Linked DNA regions of Homo sapiens: all the other regions are linked to region 1. A link is an interaction called in ENCODE POLR2A ChIA-PET data of the cell type or tissue named here. Cell type or tissue: CD4-positive, alpha-beta T cell. All regions are shown on one strand. Links, peaks and the distances in the headings refer to the core of each region. The heading gives the core; the rest is flanking DNA. Region 1 overlaps TNK1 (tyrosine kinase non receptor 1). Region 2 overlaps CHRNB1 (cholinergic receptor nicotinic beta 1 subunit). Region 3 holds the start of NEURL4 (neuralized E3 ubiquitin protein ligase 4).

Region 1 (4,468 bases), core at 469-4,468:
AGATGAGCCTGGGCGTTTTGTGGCCGCATGCTGAAATGTCTCAGCGTTAAGACGACATATATCGGCCGGGCGCAGTGGCTCACGCCTGTAATCCCAGCACTTTGGGTGGCCGAGGCGGGCGGATCACGAGGTCAGGAGTTCAAGACCAGCCTGGCCAATATGGTGAAACCCCATCTCTACTAAAAATACAAAAAATAGCCGGGCATGGTGGCACGCGCCTGTAGTCCCAGCTACTTGGGAGGCTGAGGCAGAAGAATTGCTTGAACCCGGGAGGCGGAGGTTGCAGCGAGCTGAGATCACGCCACTGCATTCCAGCCTAGATGACAGAGCGAGACTCCGTCTCAAAAAAAAAAAAAAAGAGGACATGTATTTGGGAGTCTCGGCCATGTTTTGCAGTATATCTGTAGGTCTCAGTGTGTGTGTGTGGCAGCATGTGGGAGGCAGTGTACCTTCGTGTGTGTGCGTGCTCTACCTACATGTCTGAGGTATGGTGTGGTTGTCATATCTGAGCATCTCCAGTGTGTGTGGTAGGCAAACATGTCTCATGTTGGAGGAAGGGAGATGTCTCATGTTGGAGGAAGGGAGATGTCGTCTCAGGTGTGTATGAGTGAGTTTGTGCCACTGCGTAGCTCAGGTCTAAAAGGGCAGTGTTTCTGGGTGTCCGGGTGTGTGATGTGCCGTGATATTTCAGAGTCAGGATGGTAACATACCTGGAGTCTGTAGTAGGAGCAGGCAGTATGCTAAAATTGCAGGTGTGAGCAGGGCAGGTTACTCAGCGGTGAAGGGACAGAGTACCCGGATGCCTGGGCACGGGGAACATTCTATCTGGGATTTGTGTGCGTGAGTGGCAGGGATCCTGGCTGTCTCTGCTGTGTCCCTGCCTCTGTACCTGAGTGTTTCTAATGACTTGCAGGTGGAGCTGGAGACCTGGTCTCTCTAGGGCCTACCCTGAGCTCACCATCTGAAGGAGAGTGCCATCATCCTTAGGAACTCCTTCTCCAGACATGCTTCCTGAGGCTGGCTCCCTGTGGCTACTGAAGCTGCTCCGGGACATCCAGTTGGCCCAGTTTTACTGGCCCATCCTTGAGGAGCTTAATGTCACTCGGCCAGAGCACTTCGACTTTGTAAAGCCTGAGGACCTGGACGGCATTGGCATGGGCCGGCCTGGTGAGGGACCCCTGCCCCGAGGCCCTGGTCTCTCTGTCCACAGCCTATCAGTTGCCTTCCCCCACCACAACCCTCTTCCAGCCCTTTTCTTCCCTGTAAGTCTCTCCGCACTCTTCCCCACACCCACCTCCACTCCAGCCCTGATTCTGGCCTCCCACAGCCCAGCGCAGACTGTCCGAAGCTCTGAAAAGGCTACGTTCTGGGCCTAAGTCTAAGAACTGGGTCTACAAGGTGTGTGTTGTAGGTGGGCAGCTTGGGCCTGGGAATGAGGTGGCTTGAGGGGCAGGGAGGGGGGCGCAGGGCTCTGCATACCGGATTTCCCATCCCTGTTTCAGATCCTTGGAGGTTTTGCCCCTGAGCACAAGGAGCCCACCCTGCCCTCGGACAGCCCACGGCACCTCCCTGAGCCAGAGGGGGGCCTCAAGTGTCTGATCCCAGAGGGTGCTGTTTGCAGAGGGGAGCTGCTGGGTTCAGGCTGCTTCGGTGTGGTGCACCGAGGGCTGTGGACGCTGCCCAGTGGCAAGAGTGTGAGTGTCCAGGGAGCCCGCTTCATCCAGGCCAGCTGCCCCCTCTGTTCTTCATGCCCGCAATGCCTAAAGGCGCTTCCCCCCACCTCCAGGTCCCAGTGGCTGTCAAGTCCCTCCGGGTAGGTCCCGAAGGCCCGATGGGCACAGAACTGGGGGACTTCCTGCGAGAGGTATCGGTCATGATGAACTTGGAGCACCCACACGTGCTGCGTCTGCACGGCCTTGTACTGGGCCAGCCTCTGCAGATGGTGAGCAGATCCAGCCGCTGGTTCCCGGGACAGCCGTGCGGCAGGAGCGTGGGCGGCCAGGGTCCAATGGGTCCGGCTCACGCGGCGCGGTGTTCCCTCCTGCAGGTGATGGAGCTGGCGCCACTGGGCTCCCTGCACGCGCGCCTAACGGCCCCGGCCCCGACACCCCCGCTGCTCGTGGCCCTGCTCTGCCTCTTCCTGCGGCAGCTGGCGGGAGCCATGGCGTACCTGGGGGCCCGCGGGCTGGTGCACCGAGACCTCGCTACGCGCAACCTACTGCTGGCGTCGCCGCGCACCATCAAGGTGGCTGACTTCGGGCTGGTGCGGCCTCTGGGCGGTGCCCGGGGCCGCTACGTCATGGGCGGGCCCCGCCCTATCCCCTACGCCTGGTGAGAGCGGGTCCGCGGGCGGTCGGGCTCTGAGCCGGGCGGATCCGGAGGGCAGCAGCCGAGGGAGATCGGAGGGGGCCGGGCTTCTGAGGGAGGCTTGGACCAGAAGGGTTATCCTCCTAGGCAAAGAGGACTTTTGTGAAAGATGGGTGCACTCGGGGGTGCTCCGTGGAGGGTGGGCCTCCAAGGAGCACGTGTCCCGCCCCTTTCAGCTCCACTTCCTTCGGCAGGTGTGCCCCAGAGAGCCTGCGCCACGGAGCCTTCTCGTCTGCCTCGGACGTGTGGATGTTTGGGGTGACGCTGTGGGAGATGTTCTCCGGGGGCGAGGAACCCTGGGCCGGGGTCCCACCGTACCTCATCCTGCAGCGGCTGGAGGACAGAGCCCGGCTGCCTAGGCCTCCCCTCTGCTCCAGGGCCCTCTACTCCCTCGCCTTGCGCTGCTGGGCCCCCCACCCTGCCGACCGGCCTAGCTTTTCCCACCTGGAGGGGCTGCTGCAAGAGGTGGGAACCCCCGACCTCACCAGATACACAGTCCCTCTTCCCTCCATTCGCTCTCCCAGGGTTCCATGCGAAGACTAACACATCTAGATGTCTGTGCTGGGCTCTGGGACTCAGCTCTGAGCAAAACAGATGCAGTCCCTACCTGCAGGGAGATCAGAGCCCTGGGGAGGCAGCTTGGGGCTACACAGATGCAGACTGAAAGGCTGGGGTCTGTGTCTGGGCCAGGAAAGGGGCATAGAGGAGACAGCACTCAGTTGCAGTCGTGTTGACACGCAGAGGAAGAGAAGGGCTCAGCGTGGGAGGGGAAAATAGAAATAATGAAGCCGCAGGCCGGGCGCGGTGGCTCACGTCTCTAATCCCAGCACTTTGGGAGGCGGAGGTGGGCAGATCACCTGAGGTCGGGAGTTCAAGACCAGCCTGACCAACATGGAGAAACCCCGTCTCTACTAAAAAATACAAAATTAGCTGGGTCTGGTGGTGCATGCCTGTAATCCCAGCTACTCGGGAGGCTGAGGCAGGAGAATCGCTTGAACCTGGGAGGCAGAGGTTGCGGTGAGCCGAGATCACACCATCGCACTCCAGCCTGGGCAAAAAGAGCGAACTCCGTCTCAAAAAAAAAAAAAAGAAGAAGAAGAAGAAGTAATGAGGCCACAGAGAGAGCAGGAGCTGTGTCATGGAGGGCTTTGCAAGGCGTGTTAAGCTAACACGTAGAGCACTTGACCTGTGCAGGACACTGCACTGTGCACTTTACATGGGCGCTTATGCAGATTCGCTCATTTAATGCTCTCAACCACTGGATGAGGTAATTATTATTAGTAGTATTTTATTTTGAGACAGTCTTGCTCTGTCACCCTAGCTGGAGTGCAGTGGTGGGATCTTGGCTCACTGCAACCTCCGCCTCCTGGGTTCAAGCAATTCTCCTGTTTCAGCCTCCCGAGTAGCTGGGATTACAGGCGCCTGCCACCACGCCTGGCTAATTTTTGTATTTTTAGTAGAGATGGGGTTTCACCATGTTGGCCAGGCTGGTTTCGAACTCCTGACCTCAAATGATCCACCTGCCTTGGCCTCCCAAAGTGTTGGGATTACAGGCATGAGCCACCGTGCCCGGCCTGGATGAGGTAATTATTATCTCCATGTTACTGATGGGCAGTTGAGGCACTGAGAGTTTAAGTGACTTGCCTAAAGTCACATGGTAAGTGGAGGAGTTGGGATTTGAGCCAGTCAGTTTGACTTCAGAGCTGTTCCCTAAGCTGCTACACTCTACCACTAAAGCTTAGTCTTTACTCTGAAGGCATTTGGGAGCCAGGGAAGCCTATTAGGCAGGGGAGTTACAAGCCACTCTCACCATGACGGCACTCTGATGTGGCGCAAGAATGGATTAGAGGGATGATGCTGAGGCTGGGAGACCAGGTAGGCAACAGTGGCTGTGAAGCAGAAGGGAGATGAAGAGGTCTGGATGAGGGTAGAGGCGGTGGGGCTGCAGAGGAGTGGAAATTTCCCAGAGGGGCTTGGGAGGCTGCTCTGACAGGCCTGGATGTGGAGTGAAAGCAGTGTACAGGATGACGCTCCTGTTAGTCCCCCCAGGTAGAGCCAGGGCCCTCCTCTCTTGCTCCTTGAGCCCTGACCTGTTTGTCAT
Region 2 (4,000 bases), core at 1-4,000, 71 kb after region 1:
CCCACCACCATGCCCAGCTAATTTTTTGTATTTTTAGTAGAGATGGGGTTTCACTATGTTGGCCAGGCTGGTCTCGAACCCCTGACCTCAGGTGATTCGCCTGCCTCGGCCTCGCAAAGTGCTGGGATTACGGGTGTGAGCCACTGTACCCGGCTCAGTTTTGGACATGTTAAGCTTGAAATATTTATTAGACATCCAACTATCCAAGAGAGGTTGAGTAGGCAGATGGATATATATCTGGCATTCAGGGGAGAAGTCCAGGGTGGACATACAAATGTAGGAATGATTTACATGCAGATGGCCCTTCCAAAAGCCTGTCTTTTTTTTTTTTTTTTTTTTTTTATGATGGAGTTTTGCTCTGTTGCTCAGGCTGGAAGGCAGTGGTGCCATCACAGCTCACTGCAGCCTCCATCTTCCACACTCAAGCAGTCCTCCCAACTCAGCCTCTCAAATAGTTGGGACCACAAGCATGCGCCATTGTGCCTGGCTAATTTTTTTTTTTTTCTTTTTGTAGAGGTTGGGCAAAGTGGCTCACGCCTGTAATCCCAACAGTTTGGGAGGCCAAGGTGGGTGGATCACTTGAGCTCAGGAGTTTGAGACCAGCCTGGGTAACATGGTGAAATCCTGTCTCTACAAAAAGTACAAAAATTAGCTGGGCATGGTGGCGTGCACCTGTAGTCCCAGCTACTCAGGAGGCCGAGGTGGGAAGACCACTTGAGCCTGGGAAGTGGAGGTTTCAATGAGCCATTATCATGCCACTGCACTCCAGCCTGGGTGACAGAGCAAGACCCAGCCTCAAATTTGTTTTTGTAGAAAAGAGGTCTCCCTATGTTGCTCAGGCTGGTCTGAAACTCCTGGGCTCAAGCAATCCTCCCACCTTGGCCTCCCAAAGTGCCAGGACTACAGGTGTGAACCACTGTGCCTGGCTGTAGAAATCTGTCTTTGAATGGCCTGGAAACATGGTCACTGATTATGCCATAGAGCTTTCCTTCAGGCAAGTCTAATCCTTCTCTCTTCCCCTCTGCCCTCCAAGGAGAGAAGATGGGGCTCTCAATCTTTGCCCTGCTGACCCTTACTGTGTTCCTGCTGCTGCTGGCTGACAAAGTACCTGAGACCTCACTATCAGTACCCATTATTATCAAGTACCTCATGTTTACCATGGTCCTCGTCACCTTCTCAGTCATCCTTAGTGTCGTGGTTCTCAACCTGCACCACCGCTCACCCCACACCCACCAAATGCCCCTTTGGGTCCGTCAGGTAAGAAAGATCTCCTCCTCCAACCCCAATTTTCCTTTTACAGACCATAGGGAGAACTATAGCTATGTGGCAGAGTGTTGAAGTGTCCAAGCTTGTTGAGTGTTGAAATGTTGCACAGTTAAGCTAGCCCCCATCATTATCATTTCACAGATCCCATACTCTCTTCATCAATACTGCCCATCTCGGGTCCCAGGGAAATATTCTTAGGGTTAGGTACTATCAGATTGGAAGCCCTCTCTTTCCAGTTGGGATACCTCCCAACCCACTAAATAGCTTTTTTTTTTTTTTTTTTTTTTTTTTGAGATGGAGTTTTGTTCTTGTGGCCAGGCTGGAGTGCAATGGCACAATCTCAGCTCACTGCAACCTTCACCTCCCAGGTTCCAGCGATTCTCCTGCCTGAGCCTCCCAAGTAGCTGGGATTACAGGCACCCGCCACCACGCCCAGCTAATTTTTGTATTTTTAGTAGAGAGAGGGTTTCACCATGTTGGCCAGGCTGGTCTTGAACTCCTGACCTCAGGTGATCCACCTGCCTTGGCTTCCCAAAGTGCTGCGATTACAGGCGTGAGCCACCGCGACAGGCCCAACCCACTAAAGAGCTCTTAGGTCTGTGTGGCTGCATTTCCTTGTGTAGCTCGTTTGTGGAAGAATATGCACGCACATACTCACGCGCGGGAATGGGCATGTGGAGTGGGGTGGTTGGCTGTTTCCCTTCTGGTCTGAAAGCATGAAAGCCCCCACCAATACGCCTCTTCTACTCTGCAGATCTTCATTCACAAACTTCCGCTGTACCTGCGTCTAAAAAGGCCCAAACCCGAGAGAGACCTGATGCCGGAGCCCCCTCACTGTTCTTCTCCAGGAAGTGGCTGGGGTCGGGGAACAGATGAATATTTCATCCGGAAGCCGCCAAGTGATTTTCTCTTCCCCAAACCCAATAGGTAGGACTACGCCCGTTACCCACATAAGAGGGAGAGGGAGAACTACAGTTCCCAGAAGAGTGTGCGGAAGAAGCGGCCCATGCTCTCGGAAGACGCTGTGGTTGAGCATCATGGGAGTTGTAGTACTCCTGCTGCTCACTTTGAGGGGAGGTGGGAACTAAAACAGAGGCGGTGGAAGAAGTTGCACAAGGCTAGAGAGATCACTGCTGGAGGGAAAAGCATGATGGGCTCTCGGGTTTTGAGAACTGGCAAGTTGTTGGAGGCAGCTGGAGCGGGGCCTGGGTCGCCGGCACTGGCTGTCTTTGCGTTTGGGCGTGGCCAGTCACTCCTCTTCCAGGTTCCAGCCTGAACTGTCTGCCCCTGATCTGCGGCGATTTATCGATGGTCCAAACCGGGCTGTGGCCCTGCTTCCGGAGCTACGGGAGGTCGTCTCCTCTATCAGCTACATCGCTCGACAGCTGCAGGAACAGGAGGACCACGATGCGGTATGTCCAACGGGGGTGGAACAAGGCCAGGTCTAGGCGACCTTGGCCCCACCCCCAAATTCCGCACCAGCACTCGCTTTCGTTTTTTTTGTGTGGTTTTTTTTTGGCTTTTTTTTTTTTTTTTTTTTTTTGAGACAGAGTCTCGCTCTGTCGCCCAGGCTGGAGTGCAGTGGCTCGATCTCGGCTCACTGCAACCTCCGCCTACGGGTTCAAGCGATTGTCCTGCCTCAGCCTGCCGAGTAGCTGGGACGACAGGGGCGCGCCACCACGCCTGGCTAATTTTTGTATTTTTAGTAGAGACGTGGCTTCACCATGTTGGCCAGGCTGGTCTGAAACTCCTGACCTCAGGTGATCCGCTCGCTTCGGCCTCCCAAAGTGCTGGGATTACAGGCGTGAGCCACCGCGCCCGGCCTCGCTTTCGTTTCTGATTGGACCTCTCCCTCATTTGGTCCCACCCCCTGCTTACCTACTGGTTCTTTATGCCCATGCATTGCCTGCAGTCTCGCTCTCCTGTTGGCGCTGCCGGCTGTTGCCTCAAACCAGTGGTAGGAGGACTCAAGCGGGTAGCGGGCGGGGAAATGGGGGGGTTTCCCTGGGGGTCTGGGCCCAGAGCTCAGGAAGTTTCCTTTGCCTACCCACAGCTGAAGGAGGACTGGCAGTTTGTGGCCATGGTAGTGGACCGCCTCTTCCTGTGGACTTTCATCATCTTCACCAGCGTTGGGACCCTAGTCATCTTCCTGGACGCCACGTACCACTTGCCCCCTCCAGACCCCTTTCCTTGAAGACTGGAGGGTTGAGACCCAGGCCCCCTGCCAGTTGAAGTGAGAGTTTGGTGATACTGTCAAGCCCTATCCTTCTCTGCCTCTTAACTCCTTCACGAGGAATCTGGGCCTCTTATTTCGTTTCTGGGGACTGCATTGGACTGAGGGCTGGGTAGGCAGGTGTCTTGGACCCACCTGAAATGCAGTATCATCTGATTTACTCTTTGGGATCTTGAAGAAGCTCTTTTGGGTATCAACACCTAGGTCGCCAGTGAAATAGAACACAGAACAGGAACTAGATTATAAGCCTTATGAGGTCAAGAAATGTGACTTGGCCGGGCGCGGTGGCTCACGCCTGTAATCCCAGCACTTTGGGAGGCCAAGGCGGGCGGATCACCTGAGGTCGGGAGTTTGAGACCAGCCCGACCAACATGGAGAAACCCTGTCTCTACTAAAAATACAAAATTAGCCAGGTGTGGTGGTACATGCCTGTAATCCCAGCTACTAGGGAGGCTGAGGCAGGAGAATCACTCGAACCCGGGAGGCAGAGGTTGCAGTGAG
Region 3 (4,468 bases), core at 287-4,286, 55 kb before region 1:
GCTGGGGACACCATGAAGGCTGGGGACCAGGTGGGATGGGAGGGGAATAAGGGTTCAGTCCCTGCTTCACGGCCCATAGCCAGGAGAACCCCCCATCCTCTAGCTCCTGCTCTCCCATTCAACAGACTTGGGGATCAGGGTGGCCCTGCCCACACCCAGCCTGTCTTGTCACTCTATTTCCCCCATTCCGTCCCCACCCCACCACCACTGCCCTAGCTGTGTTCTCACCTTCATCTGCAGAGGTCCCCTGTTCAGCCAAGGCAGAGTCTTCAGTGGGGGCCAAGGGCTCGAGGGGAGGTGTGGGGATGGGAGTAGGGGGGCTGAAGCCTGGCTCAGGGGGTAGCACGGTGATCTGGGTGCACTTGCCATAAAGGTCCACGACGGCCCAGACACGAGGGGGCAGGCCTGTGGCAGCCACACCGCAATCCCGCCCATTCACCCAGAGCCGAAGCTCCCCAGCAACTGTGCGCTCCACGCCCACGCGGTCCCCTTCACCAAGCTGGTCCAGGTCCTGACCATACTCCTCCAACACAGAGCGTCCATCTCTCAGCACAGAGCAGCCCGACACTACCCACGAGCCCCCCTTCAGGCCCGTGGCACTGCTTGGAAAGTCCAGCACACTGGGGTCCAGCGCTGTCACCCCAATCTCAATGGAGCCGCTCCAGGAGTTGACCTGGGATAGGGGTATTGGACAGAGGCTTAGAATGGGCCACCCCCCATTCCACAGGCCACCATATCTTCCCACCTCTCAGACAGCTAGCTGGCTTTCTGTCTCTTGGAACACTAATCCAGAGATGCAGACAGTGATTTTCTGGACTCCGTCTTGGTAATTATTTGGGCTTTCCTTTAGCAACTCTGCTCTCTACTCAGTGTTTACTAAACCACTCCTTTCCAAGCCAAGCACAAATTCCTTGGTTCCAACCTCCTGCCTCCTCTAACTTTCCTTGTCTCTATGGCTCTCCAACCATCCAAATTCTCCTACTTCCTATACCCACACCTCTTGCTCTTGTGTATCATTCATTCCTTTCCCCTGGCCTAATTCTCTCCAAAGATCAGGCTCTACCCAGATTCAATCTCCTTCCAAGTTCTTTTTCTGTGAGCCTGGCCTCTTCACTGAATCACACACACCTCCCTCACCCTGGATCTTTCTCCTCACCTATCTTTCTGGCACAGCCTCTGTCCTTCAATGGTTTGTTCTGTTTTTTTGAGACGGAGTCTCACTCACTCTATTGCCCAGGCTGGAGTGCAATGGCATGATCTCAGCTCACTGCAACCTCTGCCTCCCGGGTTCAAGCCATTCTCCTGCCTCAGCCTCCAGAGTAGCTGGGATTACAGGCGCACGCCACCATGCCTGGCCAATTTTTGTATTTTTAGTAAAGACGGGGTTTCACCACGTTCACCAGGCTGGTCTCAAACCCCTGACTCTAGTGATCCGCCCGCCTCGGACTCCCAAAGTGCTGGGATTACGTTTGTTCGTTCCTTGGCATCTTTCTTCACTTGCCATCACATCTCTGACATCTCTCCATCCTCCATGCCCAAGAAATTGTACCAGGAGGTCTGTTCCCAGCCATTCTAGTGGGTTAGCCCTCGTGTCCCTTCCCTGGTTCTGGATCTTGAGAAAACTCAAGCTCTTAATGTCATCTTCAAACTCAATGTTTCTGCTTCATGCTGTCTTCCTGACCGCCCCCTGGTGCTCTATGGTCTTTCTGTTCCCTCTCGGTGCCCGGCAATGTGGGCTACCCTGGCTGTCCTACCCCGTCTCCCTCTAGACGCCTCCCACCACCCTCCACATCTCTGTTCCGCGGTACCAGCGCTGCACCTTGCGGTCGATGCGGACGGTGAAGACGCGTCCATCGCGCAAGGGTTCTCGGCTCAACACCAGCCCGTGGTTAAACTCCTGGCCCGGCTGCTGCCGCCGCGCCGTACGCCCACAGGCCGACAGGCTCACCAAGCGCCCAGTGCGCGGGTGCAGTTCCCCGCCGCTGCCCAGACCCCCGTTGGACCCCGGTCCTGAGCCGCTCCCGCTGGGGCCCCCACCCCCGCCCGGCCCCGGTCCAGGGCCTCCCCCAGAGCCCCCACTCCCACCCGACCCTGCCGCCATCTCCGCTGACACCGGGGCAGCGCGACAGCCGCGCTTGGCGGCACCGTGGCAACCGCGTCGGGCAGACAGTCCGAGGGATACGACCGGGGGGCTGAGGCCAGGTATGCTTTACGGCACTGCCGGGCAATGAAGCAGCCCGCGCTAGGAGCTGGGGACGACCACGATGAGAACAGAAGGACACGGGGTCGGGAGCCTCGCTTTACGGCATAGCGAGGTGACGGAGCGGCTCCGAGGGGGACGAAGACCTGGGCAGGGAGCTTTTGCGACAGTGGGAGAAAGACACGCCCACCGCAGGCATCTTTACGACGGTGGGGTGCTGGAGCCCAAACACTTTCTGCTTTGCGACAGCGGCACCGACGACCCCGCCCTCGCTAGGGGGCGGTGACACCTTGAAGCACTCGCTTTACGGCAAGAGGGGGTGTCTCCCCTCGGGATGCAGGCTCCAAAGCAGCGTGAGCCGAGTCTGGAGGACCCAGAGAAGCGGTAGTGAAAGTCTCTTCCCGCCACCCGACTGAGGACGAAGTGTCTTGCAACAGTGCGGCAGTCCTTCCACTTTGCCTCACACCTCTTCTGATTGGCTGAGCTAGCCGACTGGCGGGGGTGGGGGAAGCTCGCTGATAGTTCAAGTCAAGCCCAGCTTCAACTCCAACTCAACCAAACTATTCCATGTTAAGACCACAAAGAGTCTAAAGAAGTCCCGACAGGCCGTTTCAAGCGACAGCGTTGATGACCCCAAAAGATCTCCCTTAGAGCTATTAACAAGCCCCCTGCCCAACTCCCCGAAGCTCAAGCTCAGGCTGGAGGACCGTGAGGTCACAGTCGAAGCTCCTGGCCTGGCCCCCTGACTGGGATTGGCTGGTTTGGATGAGGGTGGTGATGGAGAAGGGCGGGAACAAATTGCCCAGACAAAGAAAATCTTTGGGTGGGACACAAAGGAAAGGGGCGAGCGGAGGGACCCCCAGCCCGAGTCTCTATATAGTCTTGATTCCGCCCGCCGCAGCTCTGGAGCAGGGGAGAAGTGGACCCGGGACTGAGCCCGAGCATCCCCGGCCGGCAGCGGTGGGGGCGGGGCCAGGGGCGGGGCTACGTGGAGCCGGGAGGCGGGTCAGGATCGCTGAGAGCAGCCCCCCAGTGGGGCCATGGAGAAGGTGGAGTCCCTAGGGGCTGCTGGCGGCCTCAACCGGGATTCCCCTGGAGGGGCAGCCAGAGGAGTGCCCGCAGCGGTCACAGGAGTCGAGGCAGGCGCTGGGCAGCCCTCCAGAGTAGTCTTGTTTCACGGTTCTGGGCCCCACGTGCACTCAGGGGGCTCCGTAACTCATAGTACTGGTTCAAGCTGTCCCTCCGGGGGGATAGTGGTCCTTGGTTCCGGGCCCAGTCAGCACCCAAGGGAGGCTGCGAACCACAGCCTTGGGTCTGGCAGGAACCCTGGTGGATTCAACATCCCCGGGCCTCGAACCAGTGTATCCAGGGCTTCCAGCCCCGGGCCTGGGGGACCTGCAGGGCAAGAGGTAAACAGCCCCGGGTGCAGTCCGCACTCTGGGCCAACTTGCTTGAACCCCCAAAACTCCCAACAGGACCGGCCCCGGAGCATCCTACGAAAGAACAGCTCCAACTTGATGCAGAAATCCCCCAATGTGGAGAAGTAAGGAGCCCAGCTCTGCGGGCAGCCAGCCCAGAGTCGGGAGGGTTCAGGACACCTGAGGGTGGGAGCCAGAAGGAAAGGGGCAGAGCCTTAAGAATGAAGAGTTAGAGTAGGTGAGGGCAATTGAGTGGGAAGTCCGAGGTTCCAGGCTTTCGGGAGAAGAGCAGGTGCCCCATAAACCGTGGCTGCACAGGACTGTGATTATCATTAAGTCTGACCCCATCCCCAGCCTCAACAAGGTATAAGAAACCTGTTTTGAGTCGGAGTGGTGACTCATGCCTGTAATCCTAGCACTTTGGGAGGCCGAGGTGGGCAGATCACCTGAGGTCAGGAGTTCGAGACCAGCCCGGCCAACATGGTGAAACCCTGTCCCTACTAAAAATACAAAAATAAGCCGGGTGTGGTGGCAGGCACCTGTAATCCCAGCTACTTGGGAGGCTAAGGCAGGAGAATGGCTTGAACCGGGGAGGCAGAGGTTGCAATGAGCTGAGATCACACCATTGCACTCCAGTCTGGAAAACAGAGCAAGACTCCATCTCAAAAAACAAACAAACAACAACAAAAACTGTTTTGAATGCCACGCAGGGTAGCTCATGCCTGTAATCCCAGCACTTTGGGAGTGCGAGGCAGGCAGATCACGAGGTCAGGAGTTCAAGACCAGCCTGACCAACATGGTGAAACCCCATCTCTACTAAAAATACAAAAATTAGCCAGGTGTGGTGGCG

Evidence for each region. ChIA-PET counts read pairs that join two places held together with the same protein. Peaks named below come from ENCODE experiments on the same cell type or tissue, not always from the same donor. Only the 100,000 strongest peaks of a DNase experiment are listed, where the experiment ranks them.
Region 2: POLR2A ChIA-PET joins it to region 1 with 12 read pairs; 11 of 35 experiments call an interaction of 5 or more read pairs at or near these places.
Region 3: POLR2A ChIA-PET joins it to region 1 with 13 read pairs; 13 of 35 experiments call an interaction of 5 or more read pairs at or near these places.

What each region holds. Positions count from the first base shown.
Region 1 is chr17:7,381,923-7,386,390 of GRCh38, forward strand. TNK1 (tyrosine kinase non receptor 1) reads left to right here. Exons shown (of 13, transcript NM_003985.6): 2 at 914-1,167; 3 at 1,328-1,398; 4 at 1,503-1,694; 5 at 1,787-1,942; 6 at 2,048-2,331; 7 at 2,562-2,832. The coding sequence starts at 1,005. Among named protein-coding and RNA genes, the nearest start is that of TNK1, 3.1 kb to the left of the region's middle. RefSeq lists a silencer at 2,231-2,490. In CD4-positive, alpha-beta T cell, for the core only: no CTCF peak of the experiment used is centred there; a DNase peak (open chromatin) is centred at 2,269; H3K4me3 peaks cover 1,538 bases; H3K27ac peaks cover 1,188 bases.
Region 2 is chr17:7,453,264-7,457,263 of GRCh38, forward strand. CHRNB1 (cholinergic receptor nicotinic beta 1 subunit) reads left to right here. Exons shown (of 11, transcript NM_000747.3): 8 at 1,034-1,257; 9 at 2,021-2,193; 10 at 2,531-2,678; 11 at 3,320-4,000. The coding sequence ends at 3,460. Among named protein-coding and RNA genes, the nearest start is that of CHRNB1, 10 kb to the left of the region's middle. RefSeq lists enhancers at 2,428-2,929, 2,457-2,536, 2,617-2,776. In CD4-positive, alpha-beta T cell, for the core only: no CTCF peak of the experiment used is centred there; DNase peaks (open chromatin) are centred at 2,288, 2,718 and 3,178; H3K4me3 peaks cover 2,236 bases; H3K27ac peaks cover 1,802 bases.
Region 3 is chr17:7,327,212-7,331,679 of GRCh38, forward strand. It overlaps NEURL4 (neuralized E3 ubiquitin protein ligase 4), which reads right to left and starts at 2,124. Exons shown (of 29, transcript NM_032442.3): 1 at 1,820-2,124; 2 at 229-673; 3 at 1-19. The coding sequence starts at 2,101. RefSeq lists enhancers at 1,397-2,056, 2,039-2,333, 2,269-2,448, 2,479-2,528, 3,409-3,558 and a silencer at 1,829-2,068. In CD4-positive, alpha-beta T cell, for the core only: no CTCF peak of the experiment used is centred there; DNase peaks (open chromatin) are centred at 1,820, 2,450, 2,930, 3,250 and 1 weaker place; H3K4me3 peaks cover 2,203 bases; H3K27ac peaks cover 2,052 bases.